2 separate regions of the Homo sapiens genome follow, and region 2 is linked to region 1. A link is a contact called in ENCODE Hi-C or POLR2A ChIA-PET data. All regions are on one chromosome and are shown on one strand. The core of a region is the stretch at or near the end of the contact, and the rest is flanking DNA. Distances in the headings are between cores, read along the strand shown. Region 1 overlaps GALNT12 (polypeptide N-acetylgalactosaminyltransferase 12). Region 2 holds the start of TGFBR1 (transforming growth factor beta receptor 1).

What was found. Hi-C counts contacts between places; a loop is a spot of excess contacts on that map. ChIA-PET counts read pairs that join two places held with the same protein, here RNA polymerase II (POLR2A). Pooled maps may share reads with other maps.
Region 2: a loop to region 1 is called in a map of HepG2, with 25 times the contacts of the local background. The contact joins the promoter of TGFBR1 here to the enhancer-like site in region 1. A Hi-C loop is called at or near these places in 1 of 168 maps with a recorded cell type or tissue (HepG2) and 10 of 50 pooled maps. POLR2A ChIA-PET finds 5 or more read pairs at or near these places in 2 of 52 experiments (AG04449 and activated CD4-positive, alpha-beta T cell).

What each region holds. Positions count from the first base shown.
Region 1 is chr9:98,846,910-98,853,566 of GRCh38, forward strand. GALNT12 (polypeptide N-acetylgalactosaminyltransferase 12) reads left to right here. Exons shown (of 10, transcript NM_024642.5): 10 at 2,043-3,172. The coding sequence ends at 2,183. Among named protein-coding and RNA genes, the nearest start is that of GALNT12, 43 kb to the left of the region's middle. RefSeq lists an enhancer at 1,738-2,032. Within about 2 kb of position 1,667, at least 5 of the 41 ENCODE cell types and tissues checked have a DNase peak (open chromatin) inside an H3K27ac peak, as active enhancers do.
Region 2 is chr9:99,100,221-99,107,060 of GRCh38, forward strand. It overlaps TGFBR1 (transforming growth factor beta receptor 1), which reads left to right and starts at 4,893. Exons shown (of 9, transcript NM_004612.4): 1 at 4,893-5,082. The coding sequence starts at 4,986. RefSeq lists silencers at 4,421-5,020, 5,111-5,620.

The DNA of each region.
Region 1 (6,657 bases), core at 417-2,916:
TAGATGCATAGCCAGAAATATTCTTTGGAAACTATAAAGCTCGATAGAGATTAGTTGTTGCTTGTGGTATTATAACCAAGAAAACACCTCTGATAGAGTAGTCTCCCTGGATAGTCACAGTTGATTTGAAACTGAGGGTTACCTCAGACCTGAGGGTGCTGGCCCCACCACACTTGCAGTCAGCTTGCATCAGGACTTGTAAATCGATCATATCCTTTGACTCACTAAAAAGCATGTGAGGGAATAAATCCAAAGAAAATCATTTGAAAGAAAAAAATTCATTGTTTTTTATCTCCCTGGGCAGCTTTCACTCCCAATATACTGCTTATAAATGGGTTTATTCTAAAGATGATTAAAAGCTGGAATATGTTTTCCTGCAGAAAAATGTTGTCACTAGCAATGACATTTGCAGGCTGCCCAGAAAAGCCACACACCATGGTGTTACCTATTGAATACAGGAAAATAAGAAGGAAAAATACTTCTGCACACCCCAGACGTCTCTGATCTTCTTGAATGTCCTCCTCTTCCCATCTTTCTCCCAACCAGAAGCCATTGTAAGCCCTCAAGGAATGGTAGTGGACACTAGAAACAATAAAATCAGTTTGACATATCAAAAATTTTATCTTAAATTTCAGTGACCATTTAAGGAAAAGGAAGTTTGTTCAGGAGGCTGGGAAGAAGGATACTGAATTGGATTTTTTACCTTTCTTCAGGACGCTTAATACTTTGATTCATATGTGAAAAGGATACAGCTTGATTTATTATATTTCATCAGTCATGCCCTAAATATATATATATAAAACAAATATATATTGAACAGAAACATATGTGAATTCTGAAGGAAATGTCCCCACTTATATTCACTAGACCATAATAGAAAGCTTAGTTCTTAGGGCTGGATCTTTTTTTTTTTTTTTTTTTTTTGAGACGGAGCCTTGCTCCACCAAGGCTGGAGTGCAGGGGTGCAATCTCAGCTCACTGCAACCTCTGCCTCCTGGGTTCAAGCGATTCTCCTGTCTCAGTCTCCTGAGTAGCTGGGACTACAGGCGCCCGCCACCACGCCCAGCTAATTTTTTGTATTTTTAGTAGAGATGGAGTTTTGCCATGTTGGCCAGGCTGGTCTTGAGCTCTTTGGCCTCAAGTGATCCACCTGCCTCAGCCTCTCAAAGTGCTGCGATTACAGGCGTGAGCTACTGTGCCCAGCCTTGTATTTTCTTATGTAGGCCTAAAAACCTCTGAAATGTCATTTCTTGGATTCTACAAAACATGAGTTTGGATTTTTTTGAATGAAAAAAGTTCCATTTAGTGAACAGCACATCACAAAGGTTTTTCACTGATGTTGTTATTCACTCTGCCTGTTTGCTGCTCAGCCATGATTAAGTTCGTTGCATACAGCTTATAACAGAGAGGCAGAGGGAAAAGATAAACACCAGGCCTGAGAGAGAGACTTGCTGAGATAATTGAGCAAGGGCTGGCAGAAAGGAGAGAAGCAGGAGGTCATTAAAGAAGACCATCGTCTTTGGGGTTTGGGAATTGGCACAAGGCATATAACCCACTGATTCTCTGATGTGTGACAGGTGAGTAGCTCAGGCCAAGTGACTGGCTTCCTCATCCATCTGGTCTGTGGCTGAGCTGGGACTACAGCCAAGTTTCCACACTCTGTTTAAATACCTAAGAGAAAGAGATCACCCTGCACGGAATGAGTTGACCTAAGAGGAGTGAAAGAGATAAACAAAGGATCTTTGTTCCTGATTTCCCTGAAGGAAGCCAAATGCAATAGGGAGATGTAGGGTATGACACATGCCCAGAGCAGCCAGCAGGTGGCACCATCGGTCCTGTGAGAGGCAAGCGGGACGCAGCCTGTACAAGCCTGGTGCTGTGTCCCCGGGACAGTCCTGAGTTGCTGCGTTACACGGAAGACACTTACCCCTCAATAAATATTTCTGAAATGGTAAAAATCAGACCCTGATCTCTTTAAAACATGTCTTTAGGAAAAAGAGACTTTTCTGATGACTTGCCTGTCATTCTGTTATCTTTTGTAGGATGGATCTTTATTTCACGAACAGTCCAAGAAATGTGTCCAGGCTGCGAGGAAGGAGTCGAGTGACAGTTTCGTTCCACTCTTACGAGACTGCACCAACTCGGATCATCAGAAATGGTTCTTCAAAGAGCGCATGTTATGAAGCCTCGTGTATCAAGGAGCCCATCGAAGGAGACTGTGGAGCCAGGACTCTGCCCAACAAAGACTTAGCTAAGCAGTGACCAGAACCCACCAAAAACTAGGCTGCATTGCTTTGAAGAGGCAATCATTTTGCCATTTGTGAAAGTTGTGTTGGATTTAGTAAAAATGTGAATAAGCTTTGTACTTATTTTGAGAACTTTTTAAATGTTCCAAAATACCCTATTTTCAAAGGGTAATCGTAAGATGTTAACCCTTGGTATTTAGAAAATTAAAACCTTATAATATTTTTCTATCAAGATGTATATTTTACAGTCGTGCCTTTTACTCTCATTAGCAAAAAAGATAAAGATTTTATTTTGGTATTTACAAGAATTCCCAGGTACGAAGATATCTGCATGGGTGGAAATCAGGTTCAAGCAACGTACTTTGCATTAACTGATAATACCTCAGCTGCGGGGTTAAAGTTTTCCCAGTATAGAGAGACTGTCACTAGGAACATTGTATTGATTTATTCAGGTCATTGAGATCTTCTAGATGTATTTTAAAAAGAATGCTTTTTGGTTATGTGTTGCTACCACAGTTAACACTCCATAATGTTCATGTCAGCCAAAGAGGACTAACCAAAGCTGAAATCTCAGAGAACAATTTGCTTTACTAAGCTGAGTCAACTTGAGAGCGAACTTCTAACAATGCCGCACTGTAGTGTGGCTGGTTCTACCACTATGACTTTAAAACATGTTTATATCATTTTTAATTTTTATGATACGGTAGTGTCAGGGAGAAATGTAATGTTCTATATGAAATTCCTTTTTCAAGTTTGTTCATTAATAACAGTTATTAATTTAAATCAGCGTTAGAGTTTGTGCTGCTGCAACTGCTGTGAAAATTTCTCTGAGTAATTCTGATTTGTGAATGATCCCAGACCAACCCTGAGATTTTGTCAACCTGATTAAGTCAATATGAATGATTAAAAAGATGTGAGAACACTGACTGCAGATCTTTTTGTACTGTAAACCAAAAATAAAATTCTAGGGCCGGGTGCGGTGGCTCACGCCTATACTCCTAGCACTTTGGGAGGGCAAGGAGGGCAGATCACTTGAGGTCAGGAGTTCGAGACCAGCCTGGTCAACATGGCGAAACCCCGTCTCTATTAAAAATACAAAAATTAGCTGGACGTGGTGGCATGCGCCTGTAATCCCAGCTACTCCGGAGGCTGAGGCAGAAGAGTCTCCTGAACCCAGGAGGCGGAGGTTGCAGTGAGCCAAGATCGCGCCACTCTACTCCAGCCTGGGCGACAGAGCCAGACTTTGCCTCAAAAAATAAAAAATAAAATTCTGGGGTCCCCCATCTGATTGAATGGACTCCTCTCTTGGCCAAGAAGATCCCAAAAAAACCTGAACCTAGTTCAGAACTGAAAAACTAGTTCAGGCCATGATGAGAAGGGAGCAGTATCCAGACAAGCCTCATTACCCTCTCCTCCCTTTGGAGTTTAAAGACAACTGACTGGCATTCACGTTAAAACAGATCTCTTAAGATGGACCAAACAGACTCTTTGTAGCAACACATACCAAATTCCAACCTGACTGGTATAACATCCTATGACCCTGAAGGAAATCCAAGTATTTTGCCACAAAATATATTTCTTTAACATATTCTGAAATGGCCCTGCAAAGCTGTCTCTTGCGGGGGAAATTTACATTCTGTAGAGAATCTCCTTCCCTAACTAGGTCTTTTCAGGAGAGTCTGACACTTTTTAAGGTCTGATAAGAGACCTTCACATCTATTTTCTCTGAAGCCTGCTACCTGGAGCTTCATCTACATAAGAACCTTGGCTTCCACCCACCATCCCCCCCACCCCACCCCACCCCACCCCACCCCTTACTTAGTTCAGCTGACTTGGACTCTTCAGGCAGAGCTTAACTCTTTCAACCAATTGCCAATCAGGAAATCTTCGCATTCGCGTGTGACCTGGAAGCCCCGCCCCCCGCCCCCTTCTTTAAGATGTCCCGCCTTTCCAGGCCAAACCAAGTTATGTCTGCCTGTAACTTCTGTTTCCCTAAGATGTGTAAAATCAAGCTGTAACCAACCACCTTGGGCACATATTCTCAGGACCTCCTGAGGTTGTGTCACAGGCCATGATCCTTAACCTTGGCAAAATAAACCTCTGAATGGATTGAGACCTGTCTCAGATAGTTTTTGGTTTACAGGACCAATCAGATGGGAGCGATGAAGATACACGTGGAATTGATTAAAAGGTATCAATTTGTGTCTCAGGCTCTTTTTGACATACATTCTCCACTCAGATCCTGTCAAGGACCAGTTTAACATTTACCCAGAAACAACTTGGCTTGGGCTGGCTCGAATCCATCTGATGCAACTTAACTTATCTGTACTTCAGTTTCTTCATTGGAAAAACAGGGATAATTAAACCAAGATATGGGATAGCTGTGAGGATTAAATAACACATAGCAGGTCAGGGCTTAGGCCCTGGTGTTACCAGAAAGGGATCTGGATCTTGGATTACGCACAAGAAAGAATTCAGGGTGAGTCCAAAGAGTAAAGTGAAAGCAAGTTTATTAGAGAAGTAAAGAAACAAGAATGGCTATTCCATTCTTGGGGGTCCAGAGTACCCCCGAGGACTACTGGTGGGCTATTTCTGTAGTTATTTCTTGATTATATGCTAAACAAGGAGTGGATGATTCATGAGTTTTCTGAGAAAGGGGCGAGGACTTCCCAGAACTGAGGGCTCCTTCTCATAGACCATATAGAGTAACTTCTTAGCATTGCCATGGCACTTGTAAACTGTCATGGTGCTGGGGGGAGTGTCTTTAGCAGGTGAATGCATTATAATTAATGTATAATAAGCAGTGAGGACCACCAGAGGTTGCTTTCATCCCATCTTGGTTTTGGTGGGTTTTGGCTGGCTTCTTTACTGCATCCTGTCTTATCAGCGGGTTCTTTGTGACGTGTATCTTCTGCTGACCTTCTATCTCATCCTGTGACTAAGAATGCCTAACCTCCTGGGAATGCAGCCCAGCAGGTCTCAGCCTCATTTTACCCAGCCCCTGTTCAAGATGGAGTTACTGTGGTTTGAACACCCCTGACACTGGCCCACAGTATGGGCTTATTAAATATCAGCTTCTATTTTCAGAAATGTACTTTAATATTTATTCAAAAATAAATATTAAGTAGTTTAGCTTTTTAAAATCTTTATGGGATTAAACAGCTCTTTAGCAGGCAGGAATAGCTTTCGACACAGCTCAGTTCTCATAAATGTGAGGCAGTGTGGGCCAAGCTTCCCTTCCTACCGCTGTGGGAACTTGTGAAAACAGACGCAATGCCCCCCCTCAACCCATGAGTTAGGAAGTCCTACCCTGTCTCCCCTCCCCACCGTTTCTGTCACATCAGTGTGAGCTTGATGAAGGGGTGTTGGGCCCTCCCAGATGCAGGGAGACAGTTCAGGCAGACATAAAATTAATGCTGACAAAATCCATCAAGAGTGCAGGGAGGCTGCAGAGGTTGCATGTCTGGAGAGTCTGCCGAGCATGGCAGCTAATTAGTTTTGCTTGAGAAGTCGCCCCTCTAACTCCTGCATCCGCTTACATTCGGTCATTTTTAGGCTCGAAAACAGTCAATATAAAATAGAAATCATATTTTGGGGGGTGTCAAGGGAAATCTTTACACAGACTGGGAGGGAATTTACAACATCTCGAGAAAACGTTCTCTTCACCGATGGGTGAAGAGCCTGAGAAAAAGCCCATAGGGATGTGAGGGAATTCACACATCTATTCACTGTACCCGAGTGGGTTCCCACCTGCCCCCACCTGCCCCCACCTGCCTCCCTGGCAGGTGTGAATCCAGGGCTGATGTGTGGAGTTGGAGTCCTGGGGGCCAGCCCCAGCTGTGGCAGATTGGCAGATTGTTTCGCCTTCTAGGACTCTGTTGTAGTTTCCTCTAATTTGGTCTTGAGGTCTGTCTCAAGAGCATGGGTAAAAACTCTAGCCCTGCCCTGCCAGGGCTCTAGGGATTTGGTCATGAATGTTTATAGTGTGTCTTTCATGGGACACTTCATCCTGGCAGACAGCCTAATGCCTGGGTGTCCAACCCATGACAGGGTGTTCCTCTCACAGAAAACTTGGTTTATACTGGAAGATGCCTTTGTGGCTCTTGTCTGACCTGCTCAGTTTATTCCTACCAAGACAGCCCCTCTCCAGGAGAGCCCTGACGGGGGAAGAAGGTAGGTTTGGGTGTGTTGGTCAGGTGAGACACAGAAGAGGCAACTCAGCAAAACACATGAAATAAGGCTAGGCATGGCTCACACCTGTAATCCCAGCACTTTGGGAGGCTGAGCCAGTGGATCACCTGACATCAGGAGTTCAAGACCAGCCTGACCAACATGGCAAAACCCCAACTCTAATAAAAATACAAAAATTAGCTGGGTGTGGTGGTGGGCTCCTGTAATCCTAGCTACTGGG
Region 2 (6,840 bases), core at 3,643-6,142, 260 kb after region 1:
TACCATTTGACCCAGCAATCCCATTATAGGGTATATACCCAAAGGATTATAAATCATTCTACTATAAAGACACATGCACCTGTATGTTTATTGTGGCACTGCTCACAATAGCAAAGACTTGGAACCAACCCAAATGCCCACCAATGATAGATTGGATAAAGAAAATGTGGCACATATACACCATGGAATACTATGCAGCCATAAAAAAGGATGAGTTCATGTCCTTTGCAGGGACATGGATGACACTGAAAACCATCATTCTCAGCAACTAACACAAGAACAGAAAACCAAACATCATATGTTCTCACTCATAAATGGGACCTGAACAATGAGAACACAGGGACACAGGGAGGGGAACATCACACACAGGGGCCTGTCGGGGGTGGGGAGCTAGGGGAGGGATAGCATTAGGAGAAATACCTAATGTAGATGATGGGTTGATGGATGCAGCAAACCACCATAGCACGTGTATACCTATGTAACAAACCTGCATGTTCTGCCCATGTACTCCAGAACTTAAAGTATAATTTAAAAAGAAAGAAAGAAAGAAAGAAATGTGACCTCCAATGTTGGAGGTGGGCCTAGCAGAAGGTGTATGAGTCATGGGGGTGGAAAAAAAAGTGTTCGTAAACATGTACACACTTATTTTCTCTTGATATCCTTGCCTCTTTGCAATGTGATTTTGCAGTTCCTTTTTATCAAAAAAAATGGAGTCTTTTTCCCCACCCTTTGAATTTGGGCTCAGCCCCAGTTCATGCCCAAACCAATGGGATATGGTAGAAGTGATGTTGTGCCAGTGGATGTTTTTTTGTTTTGTTTTGTTTTTGAGACAGGGTTTCACTCTTGTCACCCAGGCTGGAGTGCAGTGGTGTAATCATGGCTCACTGCAGCGTTGACTTTCTGGGCTCAAGCGATCCTCCAACCTCTCAGCTTCCTGAGTAGCTGAGACTACAGGTGTGAACCACTATGCCTGGCTAATTTTTGTATTTTTTGTAGATAAGTGGTTTTGCCATGTTAACCAGGCTGGCCTCAAACTCCTGGGCTCAAGCCATCGCCCCATCTTGGCCTCCCAAAGCGCTGGGATTACAGGCATGGGCCACCATGCCTGGCCGGTGCCAGTTCTAAACCTAGACTCAAGGCTCTTGCACGCTTTCATTCATTATCTTGGATAATGAATGTCATGTTATCAAGCCTAGGCTAGCCTGCTGGAGGATGAAAATCCACATGGAGGAGCTGATCTAGCTCATTACCCTCTTCCACCCCCTTCCACCTGACAACCGACTCATAAGTGAGCTCAGTGGAAATCAGCATAAATTGGCCTAAACCTGAAAAACTGTCCTACAGTCTCATGAAAGATGATATATGGTTATTATTCTAAGCCACTAAATTTTGAGGTGGTTTGTTTTTCAGTTAGGAGCACCAAGAATTAGCAATAGCTAATAATGGCAGAAGTCAATAATGTCTTGTAGGTTAGAAAATAAGATAGAAATAAAATATGCAACAATAAATAGGATGGACAAATGAGCAGAATAGAAGCATTCTAAGGTGAATAAAAATAGATTAATTTTTCTCATATAATAAGAAATAAGCATTATGGAGCTGGTGCAGTTATTCAAAGTGAATAAAAAATAGATTAATTTTTCTCATATAATAAGAAATAGGCATTATAGAGCTGGTGCAACTGTTCAGGAAATTTATCAAAAACCTAGACTCTCTCCATTTTTTCTCTCTACAGTCCTCAGTTTTGGCTATCGCCTTTATGTTTACAAAATGGCTGCTGTACCTCCAGGCATTGCAACTGTGTTCCAGGGAGAAAGAGAGAATATGATGAGTCTCTTCTTTTTTTAACTAGGAAGTATCTTTTGTACAGGCTCCGCCTTGTGGAAAGTAGATTTCTGTTTACATGTCACTGGCCAGAACTCTTGTCACATGGCCATACCTAGGTACAAGGAGCCTGGGAAATTGACATATATATTTTTTCTAGGTGATCTGCTTTCCCAAAGAAAAACAGGACTCCATTATAAAGCAAATGTAAGAATGGGTGTAGTTTAGATGACAAGCAGTCTCTGCTCTCTATTTTGGAGAAATCCTCTTACTTAAGGAACTAATCCAAAAGGAAAAGCAAACAATGTCCTTGGCATAAAGATTAAGAGACAACATTACACAGGGTACAAGGCACTGGAGTGAGACTCCTAGTCCTAGCTCTGCAGCTGACTTGCTGGGGAACTGATCCTCAGTTTCCTTCCCTTTAAATTAAGACATTGGAGTAAATAACATGTAAGCATTTTAAACAACAAGTAAGTCTGTAAAGACTGAAGGGAATTAACATTTATGACAGATTCCTTAATGTGCAATAGCTCATTTAGACCTCACAACAGTATCTCCCTTTACCCTGGGGGATGCTAAATCTCAAAGCAGTCAAATAGTGTTCCCAGACCCACATCTAGTGAGTGGCAGCCAGAATTTCAAGTCGGGTCTGTAGGCCTCCAAAGCCAGAGGCTTCTTTCTACTGCCCATCCAACCTTTCTCAAAAGGCAAATAAGGTCATGCATTTTTATTTACTGAATTTTAAGTAAAGCAGTGTCTTTTGAAGCGGGCCCAGTGCCACTTGCAGCAGAATCACCTGGGATGTCTATTACAAATGCAGATTCCTGAACCTTCTCCACATGAACTGAAGCAGACTTGCTAGGGCCGAGGGAGACCCAGGAATCTGTATTATTACAAGCTCTCCAGGTAATTGGAGAGACTTTACAATTTGGGAACCATGATTTTAAACTAATAATTTAGTGTTCCATTCTAGTGTAGTTTATTTATGGATCTGTGGCTCATGGAAATTTCCTCCTAGTATCAGGAAGATACAACTTAAAAATAGTCTGTTTTTCCTTCCTATTGTATCCACTGAATTCCACGGAAAATGTTAAGGAACTGGAGGTGTGATTAACACTGATTAATCTAGGCTCCGTACGTCAAAGGCACAGACTGACATGAACATACATGCTGATTAGAATCATACAGAGCTGGAAGGGGATGGGCAAAGAAATGGCATTAGCTAAATATTTACTATGTTCCAGACACTGTACCAGACACATTACGTCATTTAAGGGGCCCAAGACAAGTGATTCAATCCCTTTTATTTATAAACGGGGTAGGTACTATTATTATTTACATTTTAGAGATGAAGAAGCTAATGGCCAGAGAAAAACAGTCACTTTCTGAGATCATTCATTCATTCATACAATAAAAATCTCATTAGCTCTTATCTTATGAAAGACATTGCAAATAGAGCAGCAAAAAGGCAGTCTAGGGACCTCAGGTGGCACAAAGTCCACCAAATCTCCATTGAAGAAACTGGAACTGAGAGGGCAAATTGGGACTGGAGCCTGCCAGAAGCCATCTCTCTGGAATCCCTCAGCCTGAGCAAGAGGGGAGTTTGCTGCTGAGGCTGCTGGAGCTGCGGTGTAGAGCAAGTTGCAGGCCTCTGAGCCTGTTGGAGGTTCAGAAAGGTTAGCTGACTTGCTTAAGTAAGTGTCCTAGACAGGAGGGAGAAAGCGCGCGGGTCTCAGATCCCAGCTCCAATATCCACGCCTTTTCCCTTTTCATCTCCCGGAAGGAAGCCTTCACAGGTGGGGAAAATGCTCACCCAGTGACTCTAAAGTAGTGCACAAATTGGCATTAATCAGAACCATTCTGATTCCTGCTATCAAGGTTTATTTAATTCTAAGCTCAAATGACACAGAAAATAAAATTTCCTCCTTAAAAGGTTCTGCGGAAAAATATTCTCTGTTCTACGTAACAGCCTCCTTGGCTGTGTTTGTGTCTGAAGAAAGGACTAGTCTGACAGGAAGAATTACAAATCTGGAGCTCATTTTGGCGTCGCAGAGGGAAGGTGGGTGGAGCGTCTCGCAGTAAATTAGGAATTCAGAATGAAAACGTAGAGTTTATTTGGGTTTTTAGTGACACCTCAGGATTATTATACAGCAGTGTCAGACACAGCTCAAAGTAATGATGACTGCTCCCCCTCCGCCCCGCGGGAGCTGGGTGCTAAGAAGGGGGAACCCCTCCTTTGAGGGGTTGGGGTGGGGATCCTCCCTTTCCAACCTGGATCGGGAAGGGGTTTGAGAGGAGTGCGGCTTGGATCCCCATCCTGGATCTGTGCTGGAGGGAGGCGGGAGGCTATTTGGGGGTGTGTTTGGGCTCAGGATCTGGGTCTGACGCTGGGATCTGAGGACTTTCTGGGTTTGGAACTGGGTGGGGGAGCTGGGTTTGGGGTGACCGCTGGGAGCAGGAGGAAATAGGAGAGTGAGTCGCATGTGAAGGGCACTGAGGAGGGATCTTCGGGGGAATGCTGAAGTTGATGCGTGGACTTGGAGAGGGGAAGTTGAAGTGGATGCAGGGGCCTGGCGCTGCAGCGGATCTGGGTGGCATGTGCTGGGATTGCCAATGCGGAGCTGTGAATGGGGTCAGGGTGGGGCTGAGGCAGTACCAGATCTTCCGCGCCTAGAGGAGGTTAGAAGAAAAGAGCGTCGAACGGCCACAGCCTTTTTCCGAAAGAGACTCACACAGACACACCCATCGCTCTACCCGGCCCTCCGGGGCTAGCGGCTGAGCGGTGCTGGGGCTGGCAGACCCCGCCCCCACGCGGCCTCTCGGAGCCGGGAGCCGATCGGGCCGGGGCTGGGGTCTGGCGGCCCAGCCCCCGGGGAGCGTGGGGCGTGGCCAGAAACCGGCGCTCGCGGCTGCGGATTGGCTGCCTGGCGGGCCCGCAGGCGGGGCTCCCGGCTGGGTCCCGCTTGGCAGCTCGCGGCGGCGGGGAGGCGGGGCCGGCGGGAGCCCGGCAGCCAATGGACGCGCGTCCTCCGAGCAGTTACAAAGGGCCGGAGCGAGGCCGCCGCGGCGGCTAGGGAGGTGGGGCGAGGCGAGGTTTGCTGGGGTGAGGCAGCGGCGCGGCCGGGCCGGGCCGGGCCACAGGCGGTGGCGGCGGGACCATGGAGGCGGCGGTCGCTGCTCCGCGTCCCCGGCTGCTCCTCCTCGTGCTGGCGGCGGCGGCGGCGGCGGCGGCGGCGCTGCTCCCGGGGGCGACGGGTGAGCGGCGGCGCGGCGGGCGGGCGACTGCGGGGCGCGCGGGCCGGACCCGGCCTCTGGCTCGCTCCTGCTCTTTCTCAAACATGGCGCGGGGCCGGGGGCGCAGGTGGCGGCGCCGGGGCCCGGGCCGGGCTCTCGTGGCGCCGCGCGGCTCGGCGGCTGCCGGGCGAACCGCAAGCGGGGAGCGGAGGCGGGGCAGGGGCGTGTGTCCGGGCGCGGGCGGACGTGTCCGGCTGCCCGAGGCCGCCCCGCTCGGGACTCCCCGGGGAGGTGGAGTCGGGCGGAGTCGTCCGAGGTCCGGGGCTGCCCTCTGGGGTGTGAGTGGGCGAGGGCCAGGGGCGGAGAGTGCGAGGCCGGCGGGGACTGGCAGAGCCGTGGCTGCCCGCCGCCGCCCCCTGGGCACGGCGTGACCTTGTTCTGGGGACCCCCGCCCCAAGAGGGTCCGTGCCAGAGGCTGCCGAACCCGGGGCGGGGTTTGAGGTTGGGGTGGAAGGCGGCTCCCGGGCGGGGTGTGAGCTCCGAGCCTCTAGGGCTTCGTCCAGTGGGAGTCGGGGGCGACGTGTGGTGAGACCCCTGGGTCCGCAGGCCGCCCTGACTCCCGCCCGGCTCGACCCGAGCCGACCCTGCTGGAAGGGGCTGCTCCTCCAGCCAGGGGGGCTTTGTGTGAGAAGAAGGAAGCGCGGAGATGCGCGGAATGTTTCTTCTTTCGTGCGTCTGGGGAGTGTTGAAGTGAGTCCAGTAACCAGACGGCTACGGATTGTTTTCATAGTGGAAACTTGAACGTTTGCTCATTCTGCGGGTTTTGGAAATTTTGGGAACGACTGTGAATTGATTAAACGCTTTTTATTTCCTCGAAGGAACATCACTCACGTTGTTCCTTTTCTTGAGTGACAGTTAATAGTTTGATTCAGACATCTGTATAGCTGGTTTTCAAGGAAGACTGTTGGCTGGATTTTTCAAAATAGTAAATCAGGTTGGGGTAGGTGGTTGGTATCCACAAAGGGATGAGTGAAAAACTTCGTTAGCAGCTGAACTGAGACACTAGAAGCTAAAATACACAGCCTCAGTGTTAGCAACTAAAATGCAGTGAAAGTACATTTCTGTTTCTGAAACTGGACAAAAGATGTTGAAATTTTTTTAAAAAATCAAGACTGACGGTGACGATTATAATCAGTCCTAATAGCTACCGTCTATGTATTGTGCATTACTACGATGTAAATGCATACACTATTGTATAATTACATTATTTAATCACCACAAGTAAACTCCCAGGAGTAGTGGCATTTGCCCCACTTTACAGATGTGCAAAGTGGGGTACAGACACGTTAAGTACCCAATAACTTAAGTGCTAAAGCTAGGATTTTCACTCAGATCTCAGTTTCCCAAACCTGTATGTCATATATATATATAAATATGTATACATCATACTATCTGGCGTAGCCCATTTTTCTTCTTCAGTCGTCTGATGAGCAATTGGTCTTTATTATCCACTTTGGATTCTGTCCTCATGATTTGAGTATCAGATAGGCTTCATTCCGACTCTTAGCACATTGTTGAGTCCCTTCACGTGGGCCTGCATTAGAGGAAACAATGGATTTTTGACATTGGCCTAGGGAGGAAGGCAGGATAACTGTGTGGACATTTGGGAGAATCAGTATAGTTAGGCATGAAACACAGGTAACATTTCCACACCGCTATTAACTTGAATAACACAGTGCACTCTTTTCCACCAGAAGTAGCACAAGAAGCGTTCATGTA